Linked DNA regions of Homo sapiens: region 2 is linked to region 1. A link is a loop called in an ENCODE intact Hi-C map of the cell type or tissue named here. Cell type or tissue: CD14-positive monocyte. All regions are shown on one strand. Links, peaks and the distances in the headings refer to the core of each region. The heading gives the core; the rest is flanking DNA.

Region 1 (15,062 bases), core at 2,691-10,690:
TTCATTTTCCGAGAAAGTCATTTTCTCAAATATGTTGATTGTACAAACTATTCTCTTACAGATTTTTGTTTCCTGCAGTGGTATAAATGTCTCCTTTCTAATATTGACTTTTTTGGTAATTGGATTTGCTATAACTTTATCTCTTTTATTTGTCTTTTTAAAATATCAAGTTTTTTTGTTTACTATTCCATTAATTCTACTTATCTTTTGTGTTTTCTTCCTTTTTTAGATTTGTTTTGTTGTTATTTCCTTTTTGGCTTCTTTCTTATTTTGTAATAGATAAATTTTCCTTCAAGAACTCCTTTGGGCCAGATGCGGTGGCTCACGCCTGTAATCCCAGCACTTTGGGAGGCCGAGGAAGGGGGGATCACCTGAGATCAGGAGTTCAAGACCAGACTGACCAACGTGGAGAAACCTCGTCTCTACTAAAAATACAAAATTAGCCAGGCGTGGTGGCGCATGCCTGTAATCTCAGCTACTCAGAGGCTGAGGCAGGAGAATCGCTTGAACCCAGGAGGCAGAGGTTGTGGTGAGCCGAGATCACGCCATTGCACTCCAGCCTGGGCAACAAGAGTGAAACAAGGTCTCAAAAAAAAAAAGAACTCATTTGGCCACATCGCACATGGCTTACACCCTAGAGACCCCAATGCTTGATGCCTCCATGCCTTTATCTCTCCTTTCCCCAACAAGGCGCTCCTTACATCCGCTCCCATTCTTCAGCACCCAGACGTCCTGCCCCACCTGGATTGTGCAGTTAGTTCACTACCAAGAAAACGCTGATATTCTGAAGATTGATCACATTGGGCTATCCTGAGTACCCAGAAGTCATTTTCCTTAGGCCACAAGGAAGGACTTTGCAAACTCTCTGTGTTTCCTGCAGGGTTGCCTCATGCTGTTAGTGTCTTGTGATAGGAATTATTGAGATTCCTTCTGACTCCATCCTGAGAAAAGCTGGATCATTGTATATTTTTTTAAACGGGTCATCCGTAAGAAACAAGCCCTCCTCTCACTAATATTGACCATCTCTTCTACGTATTGTTAGTGCATCATTATGCCGTGAGGAGACACACATCCATGCTTTTAAGGCAATCAAAAATTAGATGAATTTCCTAATTTGCTTTAGAGAGAATTTTCTGAATCCTGGTTGAGTTTCCCCTCTCCTTAACAGTATTATTTACCAGGCCAGGAGCAGCAAATCATGCCTGTAATCCCAGTAGTATAATAACCAGGGAGGTCAAGGCAGGAGGATCACTGGAGCCCGGGAGTTCAAGACCAACCTAGGCAACATAGTTAGACCTTGTCTCTATAAAAAAATTTAAAAATTAGCTGGATGTGGTGGCACATGCTTGTAGTCCCAGCCAGCTACTTGGGAGGCTGAGGTGGGAGGATCACTTGGGGTCCTGGAAACTGAGGCTGCAGTGAACCATGATGTGCCACTGCACTCCAGCCTGGGTGATGAAGCAAGACCTTGTCAAAAAAGAAAGAGAGAGAGAGAGGAAGGAAGGAGGGAGGGAAGGAAGGAAGGAAGGAAGGAAGGAAGGAAGGAAGGAAGGAAGGAGAAAGAAAGAAAGAAAGGAAGGAAGGAGGGAGGGAGGGAAGGAAGGAAGGAAGGAAGGAAGGAAGGAAGGAAGGAAGGAAGGAATGAGAGAGAGAGAGGGAGAGAGAGAGTATTCATTTACGCCTTTCTCCTCAATACAGTGAAACACAGTTCTATCCCGAACTAAAATCTCATGATCCATGTTAAGGCTGAAAATCTGATGACATATATATATTAAGGTCTACATGAGGAGGAATTTTCCCGGCCTTGGGGAAGTAGAAGCTGGACCTACAATGCATCCCAGATTGGAGTCTTACTAGCCTCCCTCTGCCCTGGATCATTATTTGTCCTCCATCAGCACCTTGAGGATACCCTGGGGCTGGATGGATTCTTTCTTTTTACCCTAGTTTTTCAATGTGTAAAATGTAACTGTGATGCTCATTAATTGATCATTCTTTTTTCTTTCTTTCTTTCTTTTTTTTTGAGATGGAGTCTCACTCTGTTGCCTAGGCTGGAATACAGTGGCGGGATATTGGCTCACAGCAACCTCTGCCTCCCAGGTTCAAGTGATCCTTCTGCCTCAGCCTCCCAAGTAGCTGGGACTACAGGTGTGTGCCACCACATCCGGCTAATTTTTGTATTTTCAATAGAGATGGGGTTTCATCATGTTGGGCAGGCTGGTCTCAAATTCCTGACCTCAAGTGATTCACCTGCCTCAGCCTCCCAAAGTGCTAGGATTACAGGCGTGAGTCTCCACACTCAGCCAGATCATCCTTTTTAAAGAGTAAAAACATGATTCTCATATAAAATGAATTCACCAATTTTATTCAGCTCATTAACTAATGAGGAAACCAGTGAGATGTTGCAAGCAGTCCAAAGGAGAAACCAAAGAGCAGACACAAGTGTAAGTCCCAAGAAACGATCAAATGAAATTGTTTACTAGATGCAAAATTTGTTTTTCCATGAGGGTGTGAGAGAGTCAATTGCCTCTCCACAAGACAAAATGTATTTGCATGCCTATGGACAAGAATCATTTGCATTGCTATCAGTTGTCTACAATTACAGAGTTGTAAAATAGCTCAAAAACAATGAAGGTATAGAGATAATCTGGAAAAGTATGCTGGACAAGACATCCAGTAATCTGCTTTGCCTATTTCAAAGGCATTTTCAGTTTTCCCACATACATATTTAACAGCTTCAGTTCCAGCTTTACTTTGAAACTGGCACGGGTCCCCTTCCCATGTTCTGATAGTTTGTGACTACTCAGAATTCTCAAACAAGACATATTCTGGACTCCTGACAGCTCAGGTATCAGGGCCCTCTGCTGTATCAAGTTTCCATGGACACCAACTGAGGAGCCACAGGAGTTTTTCCTCCGATTAGATTTAAACTGCATCAGTCTTTCTTCTTCTACCTTTTAAACACAAACAGAAGTCACTGGGTATCCAGAAATCCTCCAAATATCAAGAAATAAGACTGTTTCACTATTTGTAATGGCTGTGTATAGATCAGGGCACACATTTCTGCCTCCACTACGTTTTTGATTCCATTTCATCTAATAAATGTATTCCCCTTTGGCAGCACTAGGAATAACTGCAGGCTTTTAAAATCCCTCCAAGTAAAATAATTCCAGTACTAACTAACAAAATCTCTTCTCACCTACACATGGATTCAAATTAAATTCAGAGAGATTAAGAAACTTGGCCAGTCGCAGTGGCTCATGCCCGTACTCCCAGCACTTTGGGAGGCTGAGGCAGGTGGATCACTTGAGCTCAGGAGTTCAAGACCAACCCGGCCAACATGGCAAAACCCCGTCTCTACTAAAAAAAAAATACAAAAATTAGCTGAGTGTGGTGGCACATGCCTGTAATCCCAGCTACTTGGGAGGCTGAGGCAGGAGAATCGCTTGAACCCAGGAGGCGGAGGTTGCAGTGAGCCAAGATGGCACTACTGCACTCCAGCCTGGGTAACAGAGTGAGATTCCATCTCAAAAAAAAAAAAAAAAAGAAAGAAAAGAAATTTGCTCAAAGTCCCACAACGATTATAATAAGTAACCAAACCATGCTCTGATGCAAGCAAAGTTAATCTGACTCCTCACTCTGAGTGCCTTCCATCACACCATGCTGCTCCTCTATGATCCAGATATTTGTTCCACCTTCTGCAAATATTCACTCAGTGCCTACCATCCATAGGCATTTTATGGGCATCACCATTCATCTGGTCACCTAAGATAGAAACTTTTGTATTAGCCTAACTCCATCATCTGCTCCATCATGCACATTCAATTGAATGATCAGTTCTATACATTTTATCTTGATGTGTTTCTCCACTTCATCCCCTCCACTTTGTACCCTACACTGTTGGCTTATTCATCTCTCACCTGGAATAACACAGTCTTGTTCTCTGGCCTACTCAATTCCAGCTTATTCCCACTTCTCTTTCCTACCCATGTATCCTTCTTACCATCAAAAAGTAATACTGCAGATCTCCACATGTCTCTCCCTTGCTTAACAAACCTCAGTGGCTCCCCATTTCCTGCACCATAAGGTGCAGTCTCCTTAGCATGGCCCATAAAAACTTGAAAAGCATACAAGCCCATCTTTCTGGTCACTTTACATCCTGGCCACTTACGAACCTGTGAGCTACCCACAACTTATTAGTGCCTGTATCCTTAGCACCCTGTCACTCTTGTGCCTCTGTGCCTTGGTTCATGCTGTTCTTTTAAATTGTGGTGCTCTTCCCCAGCTCCCAGGTCAGATAGATATCTCTTATCTGACACATTCACTGATATCACCGCCACTATTCCTCCTCCATGGGGGAAAGTAACTCTCTCAATCAGAGTGCGCATACTTCTATTCTGGCATATGCACACTCACATTCTACAATAGTGTTTTTATATTTCTATCCCTCACTAGACTGTAGTCTCTTCAGTGGCAGGGGTCACTCTAGGTACCTTAGAATTTGCGGCACATACGCAGCACAGAGCCCAGCATGAGGAGGTGCTAAATGTGTGGCTGAATATTTGAATTAGTAAAGGAAAGAATCTCAGACTTATATCCCACTCAGGGTGCTTTCACTACATCTTGATCACTTCAAGACAGAAAAAAACAACAAAAGCAAACAAGCAAAAAAAAAAAAAGAAAAAAAGCAAGAAAAAAGCTAGCAAAAGCAATCAGAGAGGGAATCCTATATACACCCCACCTTCTTCCTAAACCCCTGTGGCTAGGAAACAATTGCCACACTGGGAACCAGTGGTGTTGAAATCAGCAATAGTGGAAGAATTTACATTATGGAAATTAGCAAATCGTGCAAATAATATTCGGGGGAAGGGAGATTTGTTGTTGTTTCCATTTAAAATTGTACAATTCAGTGGTTTCCTAATATATTCATTAGGTTATGCAACTACCACCATCAAATTTCAGAACATTTTCATCACACCAAAAAGAAACACAGTCATTAGCAGTCACTCCTCATAACTCCCCACCCCAGCCCCTGGCAGTGTTTCTTGTTTTTTGAGAGCTGGTTGTTAAACATTTACAGCACACCACTGCTGGGAATGCAGCTATTTCTATAATAACAGTTACTTTTCTCTTCCTCACTTAATGTTTTGATTCTTCAAGAATCTTGAGGCCTCCTAAACCTCAAAGGTTTGTAACACAAAGATGATTTATCTTTAAAAGAAGTTATTTCAACTCTCACTTAATTCAATTTATCTGTCACAGAATGAGATGAAAAATTGTTATGCATAGAGAGGAAAATCAGAAACTAATAAATCTTTAAAAAGGCTAGATCACTTTCTGCTGGATTAGTATGTGGGATTTACTTTTGCATGAGACAATGGGCTCTTGTCTATTTTTAGCGTAGATAATGCATTTCCTAGGACCCACAGGAGGCCTTGGCTTCTCCTATTACTGAACACACATGCAGAGACCAGAGATTTTGTGAAAGAGAAAAAGAAAAAAGACAAGGGGAAAGGATTGGTGGTTTGCTCTTTTGATCACTAATGCAACTCCATCAGGAAAGATGAAATATAATGCCCAAGAATTTCCTAAAAGAAATTCACTAGAAATGCACAAAAATACACTTGTTTCAAAAGATGTACATACATCCCCATATGCATGTGAAGGCACTTGCACCATGAAGTCATTTGTTAATCTCCTAATGACCCAATGACCCTAGAACAGTTCCCTAGATGTGGGCTCCCAGACACCAGATGCACATTACTCATCTAATTAATGCTGCTGATGAACTTGTTTCAAAATCTTTTATATTTGTAAGCAGGAAAGGTTGGGCTGTCCTCTAAGATAGCATAAACCAAAAATAAAATTCTGAGCCCTGTAACCGTCTGAATGGACCCTTCCTTTTGGCCAAGAGCATTCCAAAGTCAACCTGAAAAACTAGTTCTGTTCATGATGGGAAGAGGGGGTGGGACATGCCTTATTACCATTAACGTCAACACAGACCTTGAGACTGATAGAACAGACTCTAAGTCTGGTAAATATTTACAAGCTATCCTCTCTGAAGCCTGCTACCCTGAAGCTTCATCTGCATGGTAAAACCTTGGTCTTCATAATCCCTTACCTTAACCTAAACATTCTTTTCTATTGATTCCGGGTCTGTAGATAATAACCAATCGCCAATCAGAAAATCTTCGAATGCATCTATGACCTGGAAGCCCCTGACTTCCAGTTGTCCCACCTTTCCTGACCAAGCCAATGTACATCTTACATGTATTGATTGATGTCTTATGTCTCTCTAAAACATATAAAAAACATATAAATGCAAGATGCAGCCTGACCACCTTGGGCACATGTGTCATCAGGACCTCCTGAGGCTGTGTCATAGGCATGTCCTTAACCTTGGCAAAATAAACTTTTAAATTGATCAAGACTTATCAAGACTTATCTTTTGGTTTATGATCAAGACTTTTTGGTTTATGTAGGGACTCCATCTTTTTTTTTTTTTTTTTTTTTTTGAGACGCAGTCTTGCTCTGTTGCCCAGGCTGGAGTGCAGTGGTGTGATTTCGGCTCCCTGCAAGCTCTGCCTCCTGGGTTCACCTCATTCTCCTGCCTCAGCCTCCGGAGTAGCTGGGACTACAGGTGCTCACTACCACGCCTGGCTAATTTTTTTGTATTTTTAGTAGAGCCGGGGTTTCACCATGTTAGCCAGGATGATCTCGATCTCCTGATCTCGTGATCCGCCCGCCTCGGCCTCCCACAGTGCTGGGATTACAGGCGTGAGCCACCGTGCCTGGCCTGTAGGGACTCTATCTTGTTACTCAAATTGTAGTTTGCTGTCCAGCACCATCAGCATTACCTGAGAGCCTGTCAGAAACACAGAGCCTGAGGCCAGGTGCTGTGGCTCATACCTGTAGTCCCAATGCTTTAAGAGGCTAAGGTGGGAAGACTGCTTGAGGACAGAAGTTCAAGACCAGCCTGGGCAACATAGTGAGATCTGTATCTACAAAAAATAAAAATTAGGCTTGGCGCCGTGGCTCACGCTTGTAATCCCAGCACTTTGGGAGACTGAGGCGGGAGGATCACCTGAAGTCAGTGTCACACACGTCTGTGTGAAGAGACCACCAAACAGGCTTTGTGTAAGCAACGAGGCTGTTTATCTCACCTGGGTGCAGGCGGGCTGAGTCCGAAAAGAGAGTCAGGAAAGGCAGATAGGGGTGGGGCAGTTTTATAGGATTTGGGTGGGTAGTGGAAAATTACAGTCAAAGGGGGTTTTTCTCTTGCGGGCAGGGGCGGGGTCACAAGGTGCTCAGTGGGGGAGCTTCTGAGCCAGGAGAAGGAATTTCACAAGGTTAATCACTCAGTTAAGGTGGGGCAGTAACAAATCACAATGATGGAATGTCATCAGTTAAGGCAGGAACCAGCCATTTTCACTTCCTTTGTGTTTCTTTGCTTCCTTCAGTCCATCTGGATGTATAGGTGCAGGCTTGGTCCCAGAGGCCTGACAGTCAGGAGTTGAAAACCAGCCTGGCCAAAATGGAGAAACCCCATCTCTACTAAAAATATAAAATTAGCCAGGCATGGTGGCACATGACTGTAATCCCAGCTACTCAGGAAGCTGAGGCAGGAGAATCGCTTGAACCCGGGAGGTGGAGGTTGTGGTGAGCCAAGATTGCACCATTGCACTCCAGCCTGGGCAACAAGAGCAAGACTCCATCTCAAAAAAATAAATAAATAAAATAAATAAATAAAAATTAGCCAGGCATAGGGGCACACACTTGTAGTCCTAGTTTCTTGGGAGGCTGAGCCAGAAGCATAGCTCAACCCCAGGAGTTGGAGGTTTCAGTGAGCTATGGTTGTGCCACCAGGGCCCTGTAATTGGCGTCTGTTCTCACCTTATTTACTTGAGTTTGTATGGAAAAAGAATTCACTGAGACTTACTTGAAACTCATTCAAAAGATCCCCAAACAGTTGAGATGTGTTGGGAATCCTCACTTTATTTTAAGCAATTTTGATGCTAAATCAAGAGGCTAATTCTCTACCCAGGTTGGAATCCTATTGACTGCAGGAAAGCCAGGGGACCATCTTCAGAGATCATGAAAAGTTTTACTTCCAGTAATGCTTTTCTTTTATAAAAGTGATTCATGGCCAGGTGTGGTGGCTCATGCCTGTAATCCCAACATTTTGGGAGGCCAAGGCAGGTGGATCGCTTGAAGCCAGGAGTTCACCAGCCTAGGCAATGTGGTGAAGCCCTGTCTCTACTAAAAATACAAAAATTAGCTGGGTGCGGTGGTACACACCTGTAGTCCCAACTACTTGGGGGGCTAAGGTGGGAGGATCACTTGAGCCTGAGAGACGGAGATTACAGTGAGCCAAGATCATGTCACTGCACTCCAGGCTGGGTGACAGAGCCCAGAACCTATCTCAAAAAAAAAAAAAAAAAAAAAAAAAAAACATTCATGCTCATTACAGGAAATATGAAGAACCATGGAGAAGAAAATTATTAAAAATCACCTGAATGTCCACCTGATATGTTAAACACTTAATATTTTGGTACTTTTAAATATACATATAATTGCAAGCATTATATGCTCTGTTTCCAATGGAATTCTTTATTTTACATAATTGGGAGCATAAAATAAATAGTTTGCATGACGTTTCATTTTTCATGTATTATGATTATTTTCATGCCCCTGAAAATTCTTCAGGAATATGATTTTAATCACCTTATATTCTTATATGAGTAAGTCACATTTTACTTAAATATTCTTATATTCTTGAATACTTAACCCATATAGAAAACGTTGTGATTAATATTCTTGCATATGAATCTTTTTCTGACTTTCTGATTATTTCTTCCATATAGATTTTCAGGCATCTGTGGTATGAACTTTACAGATTATTGATACATAACGCCAAATGGCTTTCCAGAGAATCTACAGTAAGTCACCTCCCAGCAGGCACCATGCTCTTGCCAGCCTCTCTACCAACGTTTTCAGCTTTCCTGGTTTTTTGTTTTTTTTTTTTGAGATGGAGTTTCGCTGTTGTCGCCCAGGCTGGAGTGCAATGGCGTGATCTCAGCTCACTGCAACCTCCGCCTCCTAGGTTCAAGTGATTCTCTTGCCTTAGCCTCCTGAGTAGCTGGGATTACAGGCGGCCACCAGCACGCCCGGCTAATTTTTATATTTTTAGTAGAGATGGGGTTTCGCCATGTTGGCCAGGCTGGTCTTGAACTTCCGACCTCAGGTTATCCACCCGACTCAGGCCTCCCAAAGTGCTGGAATTCCAGGCATGAGCCACCCACTGGTTTCTTAGGTGATAATCACCACTTCATTGTTTTCATTTGCATTTCTTTGATAACAAGTGTGGTTGAAGACATTTCCATTTGTTTGCTGACATTTTTATTTTGCCAGTGAATCCCGTATCCTATAGTCTGTTGCTATTGGAGTGCTACTGCTATCAATGATGTTCATATATTCACTTTATTAACTCTCTGTCGTTTGCTCTTTCCGCTTGATTGCCATTAGCCATTTAATGTTTTTTAAAGTCACGAGGTTTTATATGTTTGAACTGAATAGAGTCAAAATTATGACTCCTTCTTTGTGATTTCTTCTGTAGTGTTTACAATTAGAAGGATGCATTAAGGAAGGTATAATTAAACTATATATTTTTCCACAAGGCAGAATAACCATGCTGATAGCGAGCAGCCTTATCTCCTTCCTGTCAGGCCTCTGAGCCCAAGCCAAGCCATCACATCCCCTGTGACTTGCACGTATATACGCCCAGATGGCCTGAAGTAACTGAAGAATCACAAAAGAAGTGAATATGCCCTGCCCCACCTTAACTGATGACATTCTGCCACAAAAGAAGTGTAAATGGCCGGTCCTTGCCTTAAGTGATGACATTACCTTGTGAAAGTCCTTTTCCTAGCTCATCCTGGCTCAAAAAGCACCCACACTGAGCACCTTGCAACCCCAACTCCTGCCCGCCAGAGAACAAACCCCCTTTGACTGTAATTTTCCTTTACCTACCCAAATCCTATAAAACAGCCCCACCCCTATCTGCCTTTGCTGACTCTCTTTTCGGACTCAGCCCGCCTGCACCCAGGTGAAATAAACAGCTTTATTGCTCACACAAAGCCTGTTTGGTGGTCTCTTCACACCGACGCGCATGAAATTTGGTGCCGTGACTCGGATCGGGGGACCTCCCTTGGAAGATCAATCCCCCGTCCTCCTGCTTTTTGCTCCGTGAGAAAGATCCACCTACGACCTCAGGTCCTCAGACCGACCAGCCCAAGAAACGTCTCACCAATTTCAAATCCGGTAAGCGGCCTCTTTTTACTCTCTTCTCCAACCTCCCTCACTATCCCTCAACCTCTTTCTTCTTTCAATCTTGGCGCCACACTTCAATCTCTCCCTTCTCTTAATTTCAATTCCTTTCATTTTCTGGTAGAGACAAAGGAGACACATTTTATCCGTGGACCCAAAACTCCGGTGCCGGTCACGGATTGAGAAGGCAGGCTTCCCTTGGTGTTTAATCATTGCAGGGACACCTCTCTGATTATACACCCACGTTTCAAGGGTGTCAGACCACGCAGGGACGCCTGCCTTGGTCCTTCACCCTTAGCGGCAAGTCCCGCTTTTCTGGGGAAGGGGCAAGTACCCCAACCCCTTCTCTCCTTGTCTCTACCCCTTCTCTGCTTTTCTGGGGACAGGGCAAGTACCCCAAGCCCTTCTCTCTTTGTCTCTACCCCTTCTCTGCTTTTCCGGGGACAGGGCAAGTACCCCAAGCCCTTCTCTCCTTGTCTCTACCCCTTCTCTGCTTTTCCGGGGACAGGGCAAGTACCCCAACCCCTTCTTTCCTTGTCTCTACCCCTTCTCTGCTTTTCTGGGAGAGGGGCAAGTACCCCTCAACCCCTTCTCCTTCACTCTTAGCAGCAAGTCCCACTTTTCTAGAGGGGCAAGTACCCCAACCTCATATCTCTGCGCCCCAATCCCTTATTTCCATGCCCCAACCTCGTATCTCTGCGCCCCAATCCCTTATTTCCGTGCCCCGGCCTCTTATTTCTGCGCCCCATCCCTTATTTCCACGCCCCGACCTCTTCTCTGCGCCCCAACCTTTTCCCACTTTTCTGGAAAGTAAAAACCCCCAAACCCCTTCCCTCAGTTTCTCCACTCTCTCTTCTCTAGGCTTGCTTCCTTCACTATGGGAACTTTCCACCCTCCATTCCTCCTCCTACTCCCTTGGCCTGTGTTCTCAAAAACTTAAAACCTCTTCAACTCACACCTGACCTAAAACCTAAATGCCTTATTTTCTTCTGCAATGCCGCTTGACCCCAATGCAAACTCGACAGTAGTTCCAAATAGCCAGAAAATGGCACTTTGAATTTTTCCATCCTGCAAGATCTAAATAATCCTTGTCATAAAATAGACAAACGGTCTGAGGTGCCTGACGTCCAGTCATTCTTTTACACATCAGTCCCTTCCTAGTCTCTGTGCCCAGTGCAACTCGCCCCAAATCTTCCTTCTTTCCCTCCCGCCTGTCCCCTCAGTACCAACCCCAAGCGTCACTGAGTCTTTCTAATCTTCCTTTTCTATAGACCCATCTGACCTCTCCCTTCCTCCCCAGGCTGCTCCTCGCCAGGCCGAGCTAGGTCCCAATACTTCCTCAGCCTCTGCTCCTCCACCCTATAATCTTTTTATCACCTCCCCTCCTCACACCTGGTCCAGCTTACAGTTTCGTTCCGTGACTAGCCCTCCCCCTCCTGCCCAGCAATTTACTCTTAAAAAGGTGGCTGGGGCTAAAGGCATAGTCAAGGTTAATGCACCTTTTTCTTTATCCCAAATCAGATAGCGTTTAGGCTCTTTTTCATCAAATATAAAAACCCAGCCCAGTTCATGGCTCGTTTGGCAGCAACCCTGAGACACTTTACAGCCCTAGACCCTAAAAGGTCAAAAGGCCGTCTTATTCTCAAAATACATTTTATTACCCAATCTGCTCCCGACATTAAATAAAACTCCAAAAATTAAATTCCGGCCCTCAAACCCCACAACAGGATTTAATTAACCTCGCCTTCAAGGTGTACAATAATAGAAAAAAGTTGCAATTCCTTGCCTCCACTGTGAGACAAACCCCAGCCACATCTCCAGCACACAAGAACTTCCAAACGCCTGAACCGCAGCAGCCAGGCGTTCCTCCAGAACCTCCTCCCACAGGAGCTTGCGACACATGCCAGAAATCTGGCCACTGGGCCAAGGAATGCCCACAGCCCCGGATTCCTCCTAAGCCGCGTCCCATCTGTGTGGGACCCCACTGAAAATCGGACTGTTCAACTCACCTGGCAGCCACTCCCAGAGCCCCTGGAACTCTGGCCCAAGGCTCTCTGACTCCTTCCCAGATCTTCTCGGCTTAGCGGCTGAAGACTGACACTGCCCGATCGCCTCAGAAGCCCCCTAGACCATCACGGACGCCGAGCTTCGGGTAACTCTCACAGTGGAAGGTAAGCCCGTCCCCTTCTTAATCAATACGGAGGCTACCCACTCCACATTATCTTCTTTTCAAGGGCCCGTTTCCCTTGCCTCCATAACTGTTGTGGGTATTGACGGCCAGGCTTCTAAACCTCTTAAAACTCCCCAACTCTGCTGCCAACTTGGACAATACTCTTTTAAGCACTCCTTTTTAGTTATCCCCACCTGCCCTGTTCCCTTATTAGGCTGAGACACTTTAACTAAATTATCTGCTTCCCTGACTATTCCTGGACTACAGCTATATCTCATTGCCGCCCTTCTTCCCAATCCAAAGCCTCCTTTGTGTCCTCCTCTTGTATCCCCCACCTTAACCCACAAGTATAAGATACCTCTACTCCCTCCTTGGCGACCGATCATGCACCCCTTACCATCTCATTAAAACCTAATCACCCTTACCCCACTCAACACCAATATCCCATCCCGCAGCACGCTTTAAAAAGATTAAAGCCTGTTATCACTCGCCTGCTACAGCATGGCCTTTTAAAACCTATAAACTCTTCTTACAATTCCCCCATTTTACCTGTCCTAAAACCAGACAAGCCTTATAATTTAGTTCAGGATCTGCACCTTATCAACCAAATTGTTTTGCCTATCCACCCCGTGGTGCCAAACCCATATACTCTCCTATCCTCAATACCTGCCTCTACAACCCATTATTCTGTTCTAGATCTCAGACATGCTTTCTTTACTATTCCTTTGCACCTTTAATCCCAGCCTCTCTTCGCTTTCACTTGGACTGAGCCTGACACCCATCAAGCTCAGCAAATTACCTAGGCTGTACTGCCACAAAGCTTCACAGACAGCCCCCATTACTTCAATCAAGCCCAAATTTCTTCCTCATCTGTTACCTATCTCGGCATAATTCTCATAAAAACACACGTGCTCTCCCTGCCAATCGTGTCCAACTGATCTCTCAAACCCCAGCACCTTCTACAAAACAACAACTCCTTTCCCTCCTAGGCATGGTTAGCACGGTCAGAATTCTTACACAAGAGCCAGGACGACACCCTGTAGCCTTTCTGTCCAAACAACTTGACCTTACTGTTTTAGCCTGGCCCTCATGTCTGTGTGCAGCGACTGCCGCTGCTTTAATACTTTTAGAGGCCGTCAAAATCACAAACTGTGCTCAACTCACTCTCTGCAGTTCTCATAACTTCCAAAATCTATTTTCTTCCTCATACCTGACGCATATGCTTTCTGCTTCCCGGCTCCTTCAGCTATACTCACTCTTTGTTGAGTCTCCCACAATTACCGTTGTTCCCGGCCCAGACTTCAATCCGGCCTCCCACATTATTCCTGATACCACACCTGACCCCCATGACTGTATCTCTCTGATCCACCTGACATTCACGCCATTTCCCCAAATTTCCTTCTTTCCTGTTCCTCACCCTGATCACGCTTGATTTATTGATGGTGGTTCCACCAGGCCTAATCGCCACACACCAGCAAAGGCAGGCTATGCTTATAGTACAAGCCACTAGCCCGCCTCTTAGAACCTCTCATTTCCTTTCCATCGTGGAAATCTATCCTTAAGGAAATAACTTCTCAGTGTTCCATCTGCTATTCTACTACTCCTCAGGGATTATTCAGGCCCCCTCCCTTCCCTACACATCAAGCTCGAGGATTTGCCCCACCCAGGACTGGCAAATTAGCTTTACTCAACATGCCTTGAGTCAGATAACTAAAATACCTCTTAGTCTAGGTAGACACTTTCACTAGATAGGTAGAGGCCTTTCCTACAGGGTCTGAGAAGGCCACCGCAGTCATTTCTTCCATTCTGTCAGACATAATTCCTCAGTTTAGCCTTCCCACCTCAATACAGTCTGATAACAGACGAGCCTTTATTAGTCAAATCAGCCAAGCAGTTTTTCAGGCTCTTAGTATTCAGTGAAACCTTTATGTCCCTTACGGTCCTCCGTCTTCAAGAAAAGTAGAATGGACTAAAGGTCTTTTAAAAACACACCTCACCAAGCTCAGCCACCAACTTAAAAAGGACTGGACAATACTTTTACCACTTTCCCTTCTCAGAATTCAGGCCTGTCCTTAGAATGCTACAGGGTACAGCCCATTTAAGCTCCAGTATAGACGCTCCTTTTTATTAGGCCCCAGCCTCATTCCAGACACCAGACCAACTTAGACTGTGCCCCAAAAAACTTGTCATCCCTACTATCTTCTGTCTAGTCATACTCCTATTCACCGTTCTCAACTACTCGTACATGCCCTGCTCTTGTTTACACTGCCGGTTTACACTGTTTTTCCAAGCCATCACAGCTGATATCTCCTGGTGCTGTCCCCAAACTGCCACTCTTAACTCTTGAAGTAAATAAATAATCTTTGCTGGCAGGACTATGCTGAATCTCCTTAGGCACTCTCTAATCAGATATCCTGAGTCATCCCAATTATTAGACCTTTTATACTTGTTTTTCTCCTTCTGTTATTCCATTTAGTTTCTCAATTCATCCAAAACCATTTCCAGGCCATCACCAATCATTCTATACGACAAATGTTTCTTCTAACATCCCCACAATATCACCCCTTAC
Region 2 (15,062 bases), core at 4,481-12,480, 72 kb after region 1:
TAATAAAGAGTCTCAAGTTTCGGCTAGGCACGGTGGCTCACGCCTGTAATCCCAGCACTTTGGGAGGCCGAGGCGGGAGGATCACGAGTTCAGGAGATCGAGACCATCTTGGCTAACATGATGAAACCCCGTCTCCACTAAAAAAAATACAAAAAATTAGCCAGGCGTGGCAGCGGGCACCTGTAGTCCCAGCTACTCAGGAGGCTGAGGCAGGAGAATGGCGTGAACCCGGGAGGCAGAGCTTGCAGTGAGCCAAGATTGTGCCACTGCACTCCAGCCTGGGCGAAAGAGTGAGACTCTGTCTAAAAAAAAAAAAAAAGAGTCTCAAGTTTTTAGTTTCAGAAAATATAACTTTTCTGGGTCTTAAATCATTTCACAGAGACTGACCATAATGGTCCATTTCTGGAGGTTAATTCAGTCTGGTTCTAATTTGAAATGAATCAGGGGAAGCTTCAGAATCCTTTCATTAAGCACAGTGAAGCAAAGCAAATAGGACCAAAGAAACAGTAAACAAATAGAAAATGAGAAATGGCTGCTTTGGCGCCGGATTGAACTCAAAGCAGCCCTGAGTTTTCACAGTAACTTTAAATCTACTTGGTACCATAAAAATGCATCTGTGGTTTCCATGAACAATTCAATTGTGTCAAGGCTTTGGTCTCATTTGGAGGATTTGAGCCAAAACACTGTCACAACCTGTCATTGCTGGAATTTTACATTCAAGGCCCTTTCCTCTAGTATTTATTTTCCCCCTCTGGAATGTAAGTGGTATAGAAACCTAGGTTATTTAATGAAATGTTTAGGTTATAAATAATTTAGATTAAAAAGTACATACATATACACACACACATAGTCTTAGGGGCCCTGCAGATTGTTAGGCCCCCACAACTTTCAGGAGTTTTTGTTTTGTTTTCTTTTGAGACAAGAGTCTCACGCTCTCACCCAGGCTGGGGGTACAGTGGTGCCATCTCCGCTCACTGCAACCTCTTCCTCCCTGGTTCAAGCGATTCTTCCACTTCAGCCTCCAGAAGAGCTGAGGCATGCACCGTGACACCTGGCTAATTTTGTATTTTTGTATTTTTAGTAGAGATGTGGTTGCACCATGTTGACCAGAAGGTTGGTCTCTAACTCCTCCTAACCTTAAGTGATCCACCTGCTTCCAAGAGTGCTGGGGTTACAGGCATCAGCCACCATGCCCAGTCTTCCCACAACGTTTAAAAGAGAACCCAGAGGCCATGTTTGGTAGCTCATGCCTGTAATCCCAGCCCTTTGGGAGGCTGAGGCGGGAGGATCCCTTGAGCCCAGGAGTTCAAGGCTGCAGTGAGCTATTGTACCACTGGACTCCAGCCTGGGAGACACAGCAAGAAGCTGTCTCTAAAAATATACATATACTTAAAAAAAAAAAAAAAAAACTGTCTGGACAAACAACCCCCGTGTAACTCCACCCAACTGTTGCCATGAAGGAATGTGGGCTCGATGTTTCCAAATCTACTGACTTTACATGCTTAATCCCCAAATTTTTATGTGAAATATTCCTTTTTTTAAACATTGGTAACTAATTTAAAATTTTTAAAAACACTGTACCAAGCGGGGTGCGGTGGCTCACGCCTGTAATCCCAGCACTTTGGGAGGCTGAGGCAGGTGGATCACGAGATCAGGAGATGAAGACTATCCTGGCTAACACGGTGAAACCCCATCTCTACTAAAAATACAAAAAATTAGCTGAGCGTGGTGGTGCGCGCCTGTAGTCCCAGCTACCACGGAGGCTGAGGCAGGAGAATCGCTTAACCTGGGAGGTGGAGGTTGCAGTGAGCCAACATCGCGCCACTGCACTCTAGCCTGGGAGACAGAGCGAGACTCCATCTCAAAAATAAATACATAAATACATAAATACATAAAAATAAATAAATAAAAAATAAAAACACTGTACCGACCCATGTGGAAACGGCCAAGCAGAACTCAGACGCAGGGAGCATATAGAGCTGTGACCTTGGGGCACACAAAGTTATGGCCTCATTCCACCATGGAGCAGATACAGCCCTCAGGCACGAACTGGGACAGACATGAAAATCTATAAAATGTGTCCTGCCCTCCAGTATCTTCCTATCCTGGAGGGTAAATGATGCATACAACTAATGTTTTCACGCAAAGTAAAAAACAATAATAAATAAATATATAATCATCACAATAATAAATAAGCAGGTGGCATGTAATTATCAGGGCACTGTAGAGAAACAGAAGCAGCAGCAGATAAGAAAAGTTTTATTTATTTTAAGGAATTGGCTCATGCAATTGTGGAGGCTGCTGTGTTTGTAATTTACAGGGCAGGCCGGCAGGCTGGAAACTCAGGGAGGGGTTGACACCGCAGTCCTGAGGCAGAATTTCTTCTTTTCCTAGAAACTCCAGTTTTTGCTCTTAGGACTTTCAACAGACTAGATGAGGCTCACTCATGTCATCCAGGAAAATCTCCTTTACTTAAAGTCAACTTATTAGGCCGGGCACGGTGGCTCATGCCTGTAATCCCAGCTCTTTGGAAGGCCGAGGCGGGTGGATCACGAGGTCAAGAGATCGAGACCATCCTGGCTAACACGGTGAAACCCCGTCTCCACTAAAAATACAAAAAATTCTCTGGGTGTGGTGGCGGGCGCCTGTAGTCCCAGCTACTCGGGAGGCTGAGGCAGGAGAATGGCGTGAGCCCGGGAGGCAGAGCAATGCAGCGAGCCGAGATTGTGCCACTGTACTCCAGCCTGGGTGACAGAGTGAGACTCCGACTCAAAAAAAAAAAAAATCAACTTATTGTAGGTGTTCACCTCATCTACAAGCTACCTTCATGGCAACACCTAGATAAGTGTTTGAGTAACTGGATACTGTGGCCCAGCAAAGCCGACACATAAAAATAACTACTCCACGGGAACAGTGCTGTCAGAGAGGTGCAAAAAACCACTGCAGGAGTTCAGGAGAATGAAAAGTCAAGGAAACTTAGATGGTTGAAAACAATCCCCATGATAAAAGAGCAAAGAAATAAAGCCTTCTCAATAGAGAAGACCAAAAAGAAATAATACTGATTAACAGTAGCCAAGCACATGTACGCTGTCATATAGTCTTTCTTTCTTTTCTTTTTTTTTTTTTTGAGACAGAGTCTTGCTGTGTTGCCCAGGCTGGAGTACAGTGGCACAGTCTCAGCTCATTGTAACCTCTGCCTCCTGGATTCAAGCGATTCTCCTGCCTCTGCCTCCTGAGTACCTGGGATTACAGGTGCCTGCCACCACACCTGGCTGATTTTTGTATTTTCAGTAGAGATGGGGTTTCACCATGTTGGCCAGGCTGGTCTCAAACTCCTGACTTCAGGTGATCCACCTGCCTCGGCCTCCCAAAATGCTGGGATTACAGGTGTGAGCCACCGTGCCCGGCCTATTATTTATTTTTAATCATCTCAACTACCCTAATGGGGCAGGAACTATCATTCTCCCCACTTTATAGATAAAGACAACTGACCCCAGTGTTTCCAATGTCACACAACTGTGATAGAAATGGAACTCAAATTCAGGCAGTGTGAAATCTCCAGATGGCCCTACTCATACTTCCCTAATGAACGCATACATGACCTCATTAATTCTAATAAAGGCCCCATGAGATAGGTATCATTATCCCCTCTTACTCATTTGTAAGGTGACAGCACTGGGATTTGAACCTGGCTTATCTGACTCTAAACTTATGCTCTGTCCACCCCAGCATGTGGCATGCCTCCGGCCTTGCTCCAAACATACCAAGGAGAATGTGTCAAGGGGTCTAGTTTATGTTCAGATGCAACCTCCGAGTGGAATGCAGCTTAATTTCAAGCAGTAAAAAATGTTGGTAGAATAGTAGAAGTAACTTCTTGGTTGTCCATCAGGGAAATGCACACATCAACTGGAGAAAGAAACGTTTATCCTTGGAGAACTTGACTGCTTTGAACATTAGCCTCCCCAAAGACCAAGATAAGGTTATAATCATTGAATGGGAATGTGTATTGAGACTGTGAATTTTGGTTATTGATTGGCAAGAATAAAAACACAGCACTTTCCACCCACACAGAAAACAACACCAAAGTTGGCTTCTCTTAAATGAAAATATTTCCTTGGCTTTCTCTTAGCTACATATTTTTAGCAAAAATTAAATATACACTGCAAATCATGTCTTCTTTTCTTGGGTAGGGAATAGACTCATTTCAATCTAACTTCAAAGGAGCAACCAGAAGACTTTTCTTTCCCCGACCACTTTGAAATACTCCTACACTATTTTATCCTTTTCTCTCAGTGAGTTATTTTTTTCCTCTCAGAACGTAGAGTATGTGAGAAATCTGTACTGTTCTATTTTTGCTGAGGAATGAATTCTGAGCTCACTTTGAGCTCATAAAATTGTCATCTATTCACTTGTTATCTCTTCTCTAGACCTTCCTGCTAGAGTCAATGCCAGGTCTATCTCCCTTCTATGATCATGATGATAACAGGAAATATAGCATAATCATTTAGCAATTGTTTAAAATTAAATGATGCCCTTTCATTGTCATTATTTTTATCTTAATTATATCTCCACAATATATAACAGTAATCATCCAGTTCCTCATAATTTTATATGATGGGCATGATATTGCAAATCAGATCATAAAAATAAAATCTATATTCATTGTATGCCAGGCTCCAGGCTATACAGACATTTAAAACTCACAAAAACCCTATGAGGTAGATACTAATATCCTCATTTTTCTAAGGAGGAAACTGAGGTATAGGTAATTTCAGTAATTTGCTCATGTTTATACAGGAAGGGAGCCGAAATGTAAAATGAAGCATCCTGCCCGCAAAGACAGTTTGTGGCCATAACAGTGTGTACAACTCCCACTAAATAATTGTGAGGTTTCATTTTCTTGTTTTTCTCTTTCTTCTTGGAAGTTCAAAACTACATTTTATGGAGGCAGAACAAATAAACACAAATATTCCATAGGGAAACACTGTGGATAAATAGGCCTTGTCTGTCATTCAGGATAGGTGCCAGTCAAAAGGTGAGCTATGAATCTACTCCCTAGAATAAGCTACAGAGTGGAAGGTGAAAGTTCAGGAGGCTCTTCACCAAAACTACCTGACTTTAAAACCCTAATAAGATTTCCCATGCCGGGTGCAGTGGCTCACGCCTGTAATCCCAGCACTTTAGGAGGCCGAGGCAGGTGGATCATGAGGTCGGGAGATCGAGACCATCCTGGCTAACACAGTGAAACCCCGTCTCTACTAAAAATGCAAAAACTTAGCCAGGCGTGGCGGCGGGCACCTGTAGTCCCAGCTACTCGGGAGGCTGAGGCAGGAGAATGGCGTGAACCCAGGAGGTGGATCTTGCTGTGAGCCGAGATCGCTCCACTGCACTCCGGCCTGGGCGACAGAGCGAGACTCAGTCTCAAAAAAAAAAAAAATGTTGTTGGGTGTAGTGGCTCACCCCTGTTATCCCAGCAATTTGGGAGGCTGAGGCAGGAGGATTGCTTGAGGCTAGGAGTTCAAGAGCAACCTGGGCAACATAACACGACCCTATCTCTAAAAATAAAAAATGATATTCCTCTGATGTAGCAAACTATGAGAAATCATAGACATAGGGCTTGACATCCAACCCAACCTCCCACTGTGCCAAAGTGACCCAGATTCATAAAGATTTTGGTAGAACTAGAACCCACTATCTAGTTAACGTACTGTCCTCTCAAACAAGTGAGTGTAGACAAAAGTGCATGGCTTTAAAAGTCAATTCAACAGCTCAAGTTAAACACAGAGACAAGAATATCAATGTGATAGATGTTCACTCTCTGTGTAGCATTAAAAGCAGGTTTCGGCAGTATCCCAGCAGCCCCAAATCTCCGTTAACTGGAATTTCCATAAAAGATGCTCATAATTCTTCAAGATTTCATGGTGCCTTCTGGATCATTACAGAAAAGATAAAATGACAGTTGGTGCAGTTTTTTTCAAAAAATTATTTTAGCTGGGCATGGTGGCTCACGCCTATAATTCCAGCACTTTGGGAGGCCGAGGCAGGGAGATCACCTGAGGTCAGGAGTTTGAGACCAGCTTGGCCAACGCTGTGAAACCCCATCTCTACTAAAAATAGAGAAATTAGCTGGGCATGTGGCAGGCACCCGTAATCCTAGTTACTCGGAAGGCTGAGGCACGAGAATTGCTTGAACCCAGGAGGCAGAGGTTGCAGTGAGCCAAGACTGTGCCACTGCACTCCAGCCTGGGCAACGGAGCAAGACTCCGACTCAAAAAAAATTATTATACTTTTAGCTGACAAATAATTGTATATGTTGGTCAGTGCAGTTCTGCTGTTTTGCTGTTTTGTTCTGCCTTTGCACATGGCATTTTACCTTGCCTGTCCTGAACTCAGAGTATGTTTATTAACCAGAGCAGCCAGGCTAAGCAGAAACAGTTTAAAGTTGACAGAGAGGGTCTCCTTATCTGTCCAGAAAAGTCAGTGGATTCTAAGTATATTTGGAAAAAAATTGTTGCAAAGCAACAAAAGAGAAAAAATAGCTATAATACAGCATCAAGATCTGTTAGGCCTAGAAAATATTGTCATTTCTGCTTTTCATGCAGGGGGAAAGCTTCCTTCAGCTTGTACATAAAACCTCAGTACGCTTATCTTCTTCTACATATTTAAAGTAATAGAACTCGGTCTAATTTCAAGAATTACTTGAAAAGTGGGTGGCCAACCAGGTGGGCAATCCAGGTAGGAATCCAGGTGGCTCTGAAGATGTGAACACAGGTAAGCAGAGGTTGTCATTTCAGAAGATCTGGAGGTCAAGGTCTGGGGGAGACTGGTGTGCAAGAGGTTAATTAGTGAGTGCCCTTGGGATTAATACTTGAGGAAGGGAAGGACAGGAGATAGGATTGGCAGAGGGCAAAGTGGAGCAGCCATGATGAAGGCTACAGACAACCCCTCCAGGAGCTTTAGAGCTGCGATAACCCATTCAGAGTTGTGTCAAATTCAGGAGACCACCTCCAGTGGATGCAGCCTGCTCCAGCTAGGGGACCTGGCCTTGGGCCAGAAGGCTCTCTTCAGCTGGGGCAAGTCCCACAGTGGGCTGACAGCTAAGGGTGTTGTCCCAAGAGCACTTCCCACAGCTAGCTGAGGAAGTGAAGCCTGCAATCCCTGAAGGGGACCTGGGTTAGGGGCCACACCACAGCACCATCCCAGGAAAATAAACATCTCCCTCTCCTGGGAGCAGGGCTTTGAAAAACTAGGCAAGAGTATCAGAGCTGCCATCCCAAGATAGGGCTCAGGGCAAGACCCCCATTTCAGGGGCAATGGGGAGAACAGGGCCTGGAAGATGAATCTTTGCTTCACAACAGAATGCAAATAAGACTGAAGGCGAGGCTGTCAAAGGGCCAGCCCACACAGAGCAGGAGCCAACCTGGGGGCTTTGGGTGCTAGAGGGGTCGCGTGTGGCCCGTGCTCTGCTGCACCCTCTCCTAGGTCAGTTTGATAACCAGGAAGCTCAGGGAAGCCCCTGGAAGCCCAGCAGGACCGCCCGGGTCACAGACTCACAGTTCAGGGAGTGCAGCCCAGCCTGGTGCTGGAGTGGGGGTGTGAGAGAGGAGGTGAAGGGGGAGTATCCTAGTTTTACCAGCTTTAAGGAGATGGAGAAGACAGGAGACGGCAGGAGTAAAGGTAAGTAATTAGCTGCAGTTTGCAAATGCGGGATACCTTACATTTTACAAAAGCCTTTGCATAGATATGATTCTATTTTGTTAGTTCTGCCCCTAGAATGTTTATATATAAAAATGTTATCTGTAGATGAATATGATAGATTCTTTTTTCTTTTTTAATTTTTTTGAGATGGAGTCTCGCTTTTTGCCCAGGCTGGAGTGCAGTGGCATGATCTTGGCTCACTGCAACCTCCGCCTCCTGGGTTCAAGTGATTCTCCTGCCTCAGCCTCCCGAGTAGCTGGGATTACAGGGGTGTACCACCATGCTCAGCTAGGTTTTGTATTTTTTTTTTTTTTTTTTTGAGATAGAGTCTCGCTCTGTTGCCCAGGCTGGCATGCAGTGGCAGGATCTCGGCTCACTGCAAGCTCTGCCTCCCGGGTTCACGCCATTCTCCTGCCTCAGCCTCCCGAGTAGCTGGGACTACAGGTGCCCGCCACCACGCCTGGCTAATTTTTTGTATTTTTAGTAGAGACGGGGTTTCACCGTGTTAGCCAGGATGGTCTCGATCTCCTGACCTCATGATCCACCCGCTTCGGCCTCCCAAAGTGCTGGGATTACAGGCGTGAGCCACTGCGCCCAGCCGGTTTTGTATTTTTAGTGGAGACGGGGTTTCACCCTATTGGCCAGGCTGGTCTCAAACTCCTGACCTCAAGTAATCCACCCACCTCGGCCTCCTAAAGTCCTGGGATTATAGGCATGAGCCACCGCTCCGGGCTGAGATTCTTACAGCATAGCTGATATCAGAGTGCATCTCTCTCTCTCCCCTCTCCCCCAGGACTCTGGAGCCATGAGTAACACCAGGCAGGAGAGCACCCAGGAGTGTGTGGTTTCTGTGGTGGCTGGGCCACTGCAAGTTTCCTTGGCCACGTGACCATTCTTAGCCCAGGAAGACGACTCCAGTAGTACTTTCTTCACTTCCCCTTTCACTTCTCTTGTTCACCAATGTTAAGGGACCACCAGTTTTTAGAGATTCACCCACATTGTGAAGGTGGTGAGGTCATGTTGCCACTTTGACAATGACATGGCATTTAATTTTTAACCAAACCAAATACAGCATTCTGTCACTCGGGACAACCTTTGGAGACAGCTCCAAGGAAGTCTCCCCTCATGTTCTGCCTGCCGGATTAAACAGGAGTCTTGTTGAAGAAAACATGAAACAGGGAAAGTTAAGACCTCAGCAGTCATAACTGTTAATAAAACATGAGACTGCAAGAGGTGATGTTAGAAAAGAAACTTAATGTCCGCCTAGGTAATCATATCTTCTTATCGTGGGACCAAAGCATAAATGTAACTCATATATGTTTGTCCATTAAAATTAAGTGGTGGATCACATCCCCATCCCTGTAAATACTGGTTTGGACACCTCCAGGGGAAGGCAGGACAATGGGAAATTATATACATAAAGGCAAAGGGACCAATTGAAAACTTCCATTGCTAGATCCTCACATGACCTCTTTGAGGTCACATCCTATTTATAATAGGCAAAGCATAACCCTTCAGTGCCAATTAACAAATGCTTTATTAGGGTATTTGCGTGTTTATAACCATTGAATAATGTCCTTGCAAAGCGGCATCTTGCTGTCTATTTTCAGGTACTTAATTAATGGCCTTGCTCCAGGATAAACACATCCTGTGTTAAATAAGACGATGAAAGCTTATAAAAAAAATGCATCATGCTCTTTTTTTTTTTTTTTTTTTTTTTTTGAGATGGAGTCTTGCTTTGTCGCCCAGGTTGGAGTGCAGTGGCGCGATCTCGGCTCACTGCAAGCTCCGCCTCCCGGGTTCAGGCCATTTTCCTGCCTCAGCCTCCCAAGTAGCTGGGACTACAGGCACCCACCACCACGCCCGGCTAATTTTTTTGTATTTTTAGTGGAGACGGGGTTTCACCGTCTTAGCCAGGATGGTCTTGATCTCCTGACCTCGTGATCCGCCCACATCAGCCTACCAAAGTGCTAGGATTACAGGCGTGAGCCACCACACCCAGCCTCATCCTCTATTTTTGGCCTTCATGTGTGGTAATGGTTTCAGAGATGTATGCTTATCCCCAAACTTATTGAGATGTACATATTACCCATGTACAGCTTTTTATGTCAACCAGACCTCAATAAAGTGGTTTTTAAAAAACTGTTTCTTGCATGTCATTGCATTAGACATTGCCCTTCAACACAAAATTGTAAACAATTATTTTAAACAAAACTATCATAGCAGCCATTGAGAGGATGTTAATTCTGCCATTTCTCCTACAACTCATTCAGCCACACTTGGAAGATTTTAAGAGGATACACATACCATAAATTAAATACAAGATGTTATGTTCTATCACACACATCAATATGTACTCTCTTTCAAGAATTCCAAGAGCACTCTCTATATCACTTTGAAGAAAATTCTACAAATCTTTTCTTTAAAAGAAAGCTTGGCCCTGTGTGGTGGCTCATGCCTGTAGTCCCAGCACTTTGGGAGGCCAAGGTGAGAGGATTGCTTGAAGCCACGAGTTCAAGATCAGCTTGAGCAACATAGCAAGACCCTGTCTCTACAAAAAAAATTTTTTTTAATTAGCCAGGCATAGTGGTATGCACCTGTGATCCCAACTACTCGGGCAGCTGAGGTGGGAGATCAAGGTTGATCTCCCACAGGCTACAGTGAGCTGTGATTAAGCCACTGCACTCTAGCCTGGGCAGCACAGTGAGACCCTGTCTAAAAATAAAAATTTTAAAAAAGCTTTCTTGTAATTTATTTGTTTTCAGAGTACAACTAAATTATATTTAGCACATTTTGCAATTCCTTTTAAAAGTGATTGTCCTCGGTCAAAAGCATGTATTGAGTTTTCCCCAATCATGTGAATCATTTTAATTCAAGTATTTTGGTTGCTTCTGTTTCTAGGTTACCATTTGTACAGAACTCACAGTTCTCTATAGCTAGAAGATTGAAAGGCCTGGGTTTACCTGATGACAGATTTTAACAATATTTGGTTGCCTCTGCCTTGTTATCAGAATATTGAGAAATCCACCTGGCTAATCCTATTTAATATTACAGAACACTCCAAAGGCAGGACGTGATATGTTAAACATTTGCAATGCTGCTTAGAAGTCTGCCTTGCTGCGATCATATTTTTAAATGGTTTATTTCACTGTCAAAATACAATGCATTTAGTCATCATTAAATACATTTTTCTCTGCTTCTCGGCAGGTGCACAGCTTATTGGTCATGGGGAAAATTTGTCACGGTGCATAACTTAAAGGTGCCATAAAGTTTGCACCTTCAGGAACACCTATGCATTGGTGCTCTTAAACAGCTTGCAGTGAGTTTTAGAAGCCAATGGATCTAATTTAGCACTACTGTGATCCTCTCTGAAAATAGAACTGTTATGTTTTCAATTAGCATATCTTTAATCAAAAGCTAGAGAAGGAAGGGAGGGAGGGAGAAAGGAAGGGAGGGAGGGGAGGGGAAGGGGGAAGGAGGGAGGGAGGAAGGAAGGAAGGAAGGAAGGAAGGAAGGAAGGAAGGAAGGAAGGAAGGAAGGAATATCTAGGAAAAAAACAATTATTTGACAGTTTTACTTAAAAGTGTCCCATATGTAGAACATTCTGCTCAGCTGTGGGACACTGAGCAGTAATAATACAAGGCACATTCCTGAAGAACAGTGTGTTTTGAGAGATGAGACAATCAAACATGGAATAATAAAGGTTATTTAAAGGAACACATATTTAGGAGGTTAATTGCATAGAAATAATTAAAGGGTCATAGAAGTTTAGAGAAGAGAGATCAATGTAGACTATAAATATGAGAAAAAGTTTCAAGAAGAAAACAAGACAGGAGCTGGACCTAAGGGATGCTTAATATTCTTTTTTTCTTTTTTTTTCTTTTTTTCTTAAGATGCAGTCTCATCTGTCACCAGGCTGGAGTGCAGTCATGTGATCTCGGTTCGCTGCAACCTCCGCCTCCTCGGTTCGAGAGATTCTCCTGCCTCAGCCTCCCAAGAAGCTGGGACTACAGGCGCCTGCCACCACACCCAGCTAATTTTTGTATTTTTAGTAGAGACGGGGTTTCACCATGTTGGCCAGGATGTTCTCGAACTCCTGACCTCGTGATCTGCCCGCCTTGGCCTCCCAAAGTGCTGGGATTACAGAAGTGAGCCACCGCACCCAGCCACGGATGCTTAATATTCTAAGAGAAAGTTTCCAAATTTGGGAGTACTCTGGTATATACAGTCATAATTTCCATAGAAGTGGTATTACCTATATTTATATCTGCCTAAATTGCCTTAGAAATAGCACATAAACAAGAATGTATCCCTGTGGCTATATTCAGAACCATGGAGCTGAAAGATATACAAAGTAGTCTGCCAATATTTAGTGTTTCTTGTTGTTCTCATGTCCCTGGACAAAATAAGATTCAATAAGTTAGGGAACCCTGGCACTCCAAATTCCTGCCTTGGAGCACCCCCTTGCCTAATATCCTATTAAAGGTCTGAGAAGTTGTGTTGAAAAGAAACTGTTTGGTTCTTTTTACTTTAGAATTCCCCAAAGCTTATCTGACCGTGGAATGCTTTTTTTTGCTCACAGATCACTTCTGTTAGCATGTCAAAGAATGGAACGCCATGGAACACAGTTTAGGAAATAGTGATCCACAGTAATAAGAAAATAAACAATCCACTAAAAAATGGACCAGAGACCTTAACAGACAAAGATGGAGAGATAAGCTTATCAAAAGATGCTCCACAGCATATGTCATCGGGGACATGCAAACTAAAACAATAATGAGATACCTCTATATTGCCTGTTACAGTGGTCAAAATCCAGAATGCTGACGATACCAAATTGTGATGAGGATGTGGAGCAACAGGGACTCTCATTCATTGCTGGTGAGGATGCAAAATGCTTCAGCCTCTGTGGAAGACAGATTGGCAGTTTCTTGTGCACCAAACATAGTCTTACCCTAGGATCCAGTAATCAAGGTTTATGGTATTTACCCAAAGGATTTGAAAATGTATGTCCATACAAAAAACCTGCACACAGATGTTTAAAGGAATTTTATTCATAATTACCAAAACTTGGAAGTAACCAAGATGTCCTTTAGTAGATGAATGGATAAATTGTGGTACATCCAGACAATGGAATACTATTCACTGCTAAAATGATATGAGCTATCAAGCCATGAAAAACCATGGAGGAACCCTAAATGCTTATGACTAAGTCAAAGAAGTGTATCTGAAAAGGCTACAAACTCTGATTTCCACTATGACATTGTGGAAAAGGCAAAACTATGGAAACAGTGAAAGAATCAGTGGTTGCTGGGTGTTAGAGAAGAGGGAGGCATGAACGGGTAGAGCATGGAGAATTTTTAGGGCAGTGAAACTGTTATATATAACATTATCATGGTGGCTACAATTATAAATTTGTCCACATTCTCAGAATGTACCTAGTAGGAGTGAACTCTAATGTAAACTATGAACTCTGGGTGACGATGTGTCAATGTAGATTCATCAATTGGAGCAAATGTACTCCCACTATGGTGGGAGATATTAATCATGGGGGAGACTCTGCGTGTGGGGGCAGAGGTTATATAAGAAATCTCTGTATCTTCTGCTCAATAATACTGTGAACCTAAAACTGCTCTAAAAAACAATCTATTCGCTATGTGCAGTGACACATATCTGTATTCCCAGCTATTCAGGAGGCTGAAGCAGAAGGATAACTTGGGCCCAGGAGTTCAAAGCTATACTGCACCATGATTGTACTTATGAATAGCCACTGAGCTCCAGCCTGGACAACATAGCAAGACCCTGTCTCAAAAAAAAAATCCAGTCAAGTAGGCATTATACACCAGTGAAATCTGGTTCACATATGTGTTTTGTTTGCCACCTTACCTACTTATATTATCTGTCTCGTACAAAGTTCTGTCTAAAAAAATTAAAAAAGGAGAAATCGGTATTGAGAGCTATTATGCCATTTGCTCAAGACCCCATGGCAGAGTTAATGGTACAGTGAGCCATAGAAGCCAAGTCTCCTCAACTCCAGTCTCCAGCTTGTTCTACAAGCTTATCTATGTACTGATACTCTCAGAAAGACAGATGAACAGACTGGAACAGTATCAAAACTGGTCTGGAGAGGAAAAAAATAGGAGCCTAAAGTCTAACCTACTCAAATATGGCCAAATACAAGTAAAATTCTAAAAACTTGATTAAAGAAAAGCACTATGTGATTTTTAAAGTGTAAAATTGTTCAAACGCATACAGATGGTCCCAGTAAGAATTTGCAATCACTAACCAATTCCATAGGAATATCTGGTCCACTTTTTTCCTTTTATTATTTATTTATTTATTTTGAGACAGAGTCTTGCTTTGTTGCCCAGGCTGGAGTGGAGAGGTGCAATTATGGCTCACTGCAACCTCTGCCTCCTGGGCTCAGCAACCCTCCTACCTTAGCCTCCTGAGTAGCTGGGACGACAGACACATGTCACCACGCCTGGCTAATTTCTGTATTTTTTGTAGAGACAGGGTCTCACTATGATGCCCAGGCTGGTCTCAAACTCCTAAACTCAAGCGAACAGCCCACTTTGGCCTCCCAAAATGCTAGGATTACAGGCATGAGCCACTCCGCCCAGCCTGGTCCACTTTTTTAAACCAAACAAATCTCTTATTTCTCCTTGGGAATGGGTGCACTTCCACCTTATTCTTGCTTTGAAATGACAGACATTAAAATGAATTACGGTTGAATGCAGTGTATGGAGAAAAATCCAGTGCAGTCAAAACATGTGAGAGCCACAGCTCCCACTTGTCATCTCTTTTTGTTTCTTTCTTTCTTTTTTTTTTTTTTTTTGACGGAGTCTCGCTCTGTCGCCCAGGCTGGACTGCAGTGGCGCAATCTCGGCTCACTGCAAGCTCTGCCTCCTGGGTTCACGCCATTCTCCTGCCTCAGCCGCCTGAGTAGCTGGGACTACAGGCGCCCACCACCACGCCCTGCTAATTTTTTGTATTTTTAGTAGAGACGGGGTTTCACCGTGTTAGCTGGGATGGTCTTGATCTCCTGACCTCGTGATCCGCCCGCCTCGGCCTCCCAAAGTGCTGGGATTACAGGCATGAGCCACTGCACCCGGCCGTGTCACCTCTTTTTGGATTGAAGTTCCTGTGATCCATGCTGCTTGACAGTTGCCTAACAACTGTCAATTAACCATTAACAAGCTGTCAACTATTTTAAGTTTTGTCTTTTTTAACATTTTTAAGTGTGATTCCTTCTTTTATGTCTTTAATCATTTTAAGCATTCTTATTTTACAGTCTCTATCCAATTGTCCTGTTATCTGAAGTTAGTGGGAGTGAAAGTACATTGGTTATTTATTAAATCTGC

Evidence for each region. Hi-C counts contacts between places; a loop is a spot of excess contacts. Peaks named below come from ENCODE experiments on the same cell type or tissue, not always from the same donor. Only the 100,000 strongest peaks of a DNase experiment are listed, where the experiment ranks them.
Region 2: a loop joins it to region 1, with 3.0 times the contacts of the local background. A loop is called at or near these places in 2 of 110 quality-filtered maps.

The regions. Positions count from the first base shown.
Region 1 is chr9:87,400,978-87,416,039 of GRCh38, forward strand. It overlaps the pseudogene LOC112268032. Among named protein-coding and RNA genes, the nearest start is that of DAPK1, 89 kb to the right of the region's middle. RefSeq lists enhancers at 1,127-1,744, 4,530-5,080, 8,677-9,332, 9,333-9,986, 9,987-10,640 and 1 more and a cis regulatory region at 9,230-9,803. In CD14-positive monocyte, for the core only: no CTCF peak of the experiment used is centred there; DNase peaks (open chromatin) are centred at 4,914, 5,714 and 6,344; H3K4me3 peaks cover 1,620 bases; H3K27ac peaks cover 2,331 bases.
Region 2 is chr9:87,471,360-87,486,421 of GRCh38, forward strand. No RefSeq gene overlaps it. Among named protein-coding and RNA genes, the nearest start is that of DAPK1, 19 kb to the right of the region's middle. In CD14-positive monocyte, for the core only: no CTCF peak of the experiment used is centred there; DNase peaks (open chromatin) are centred at 7,102 and 8,572; H3K4me3 peaks cover 904 bases; H3K27ac peaks cover 1,018 bases.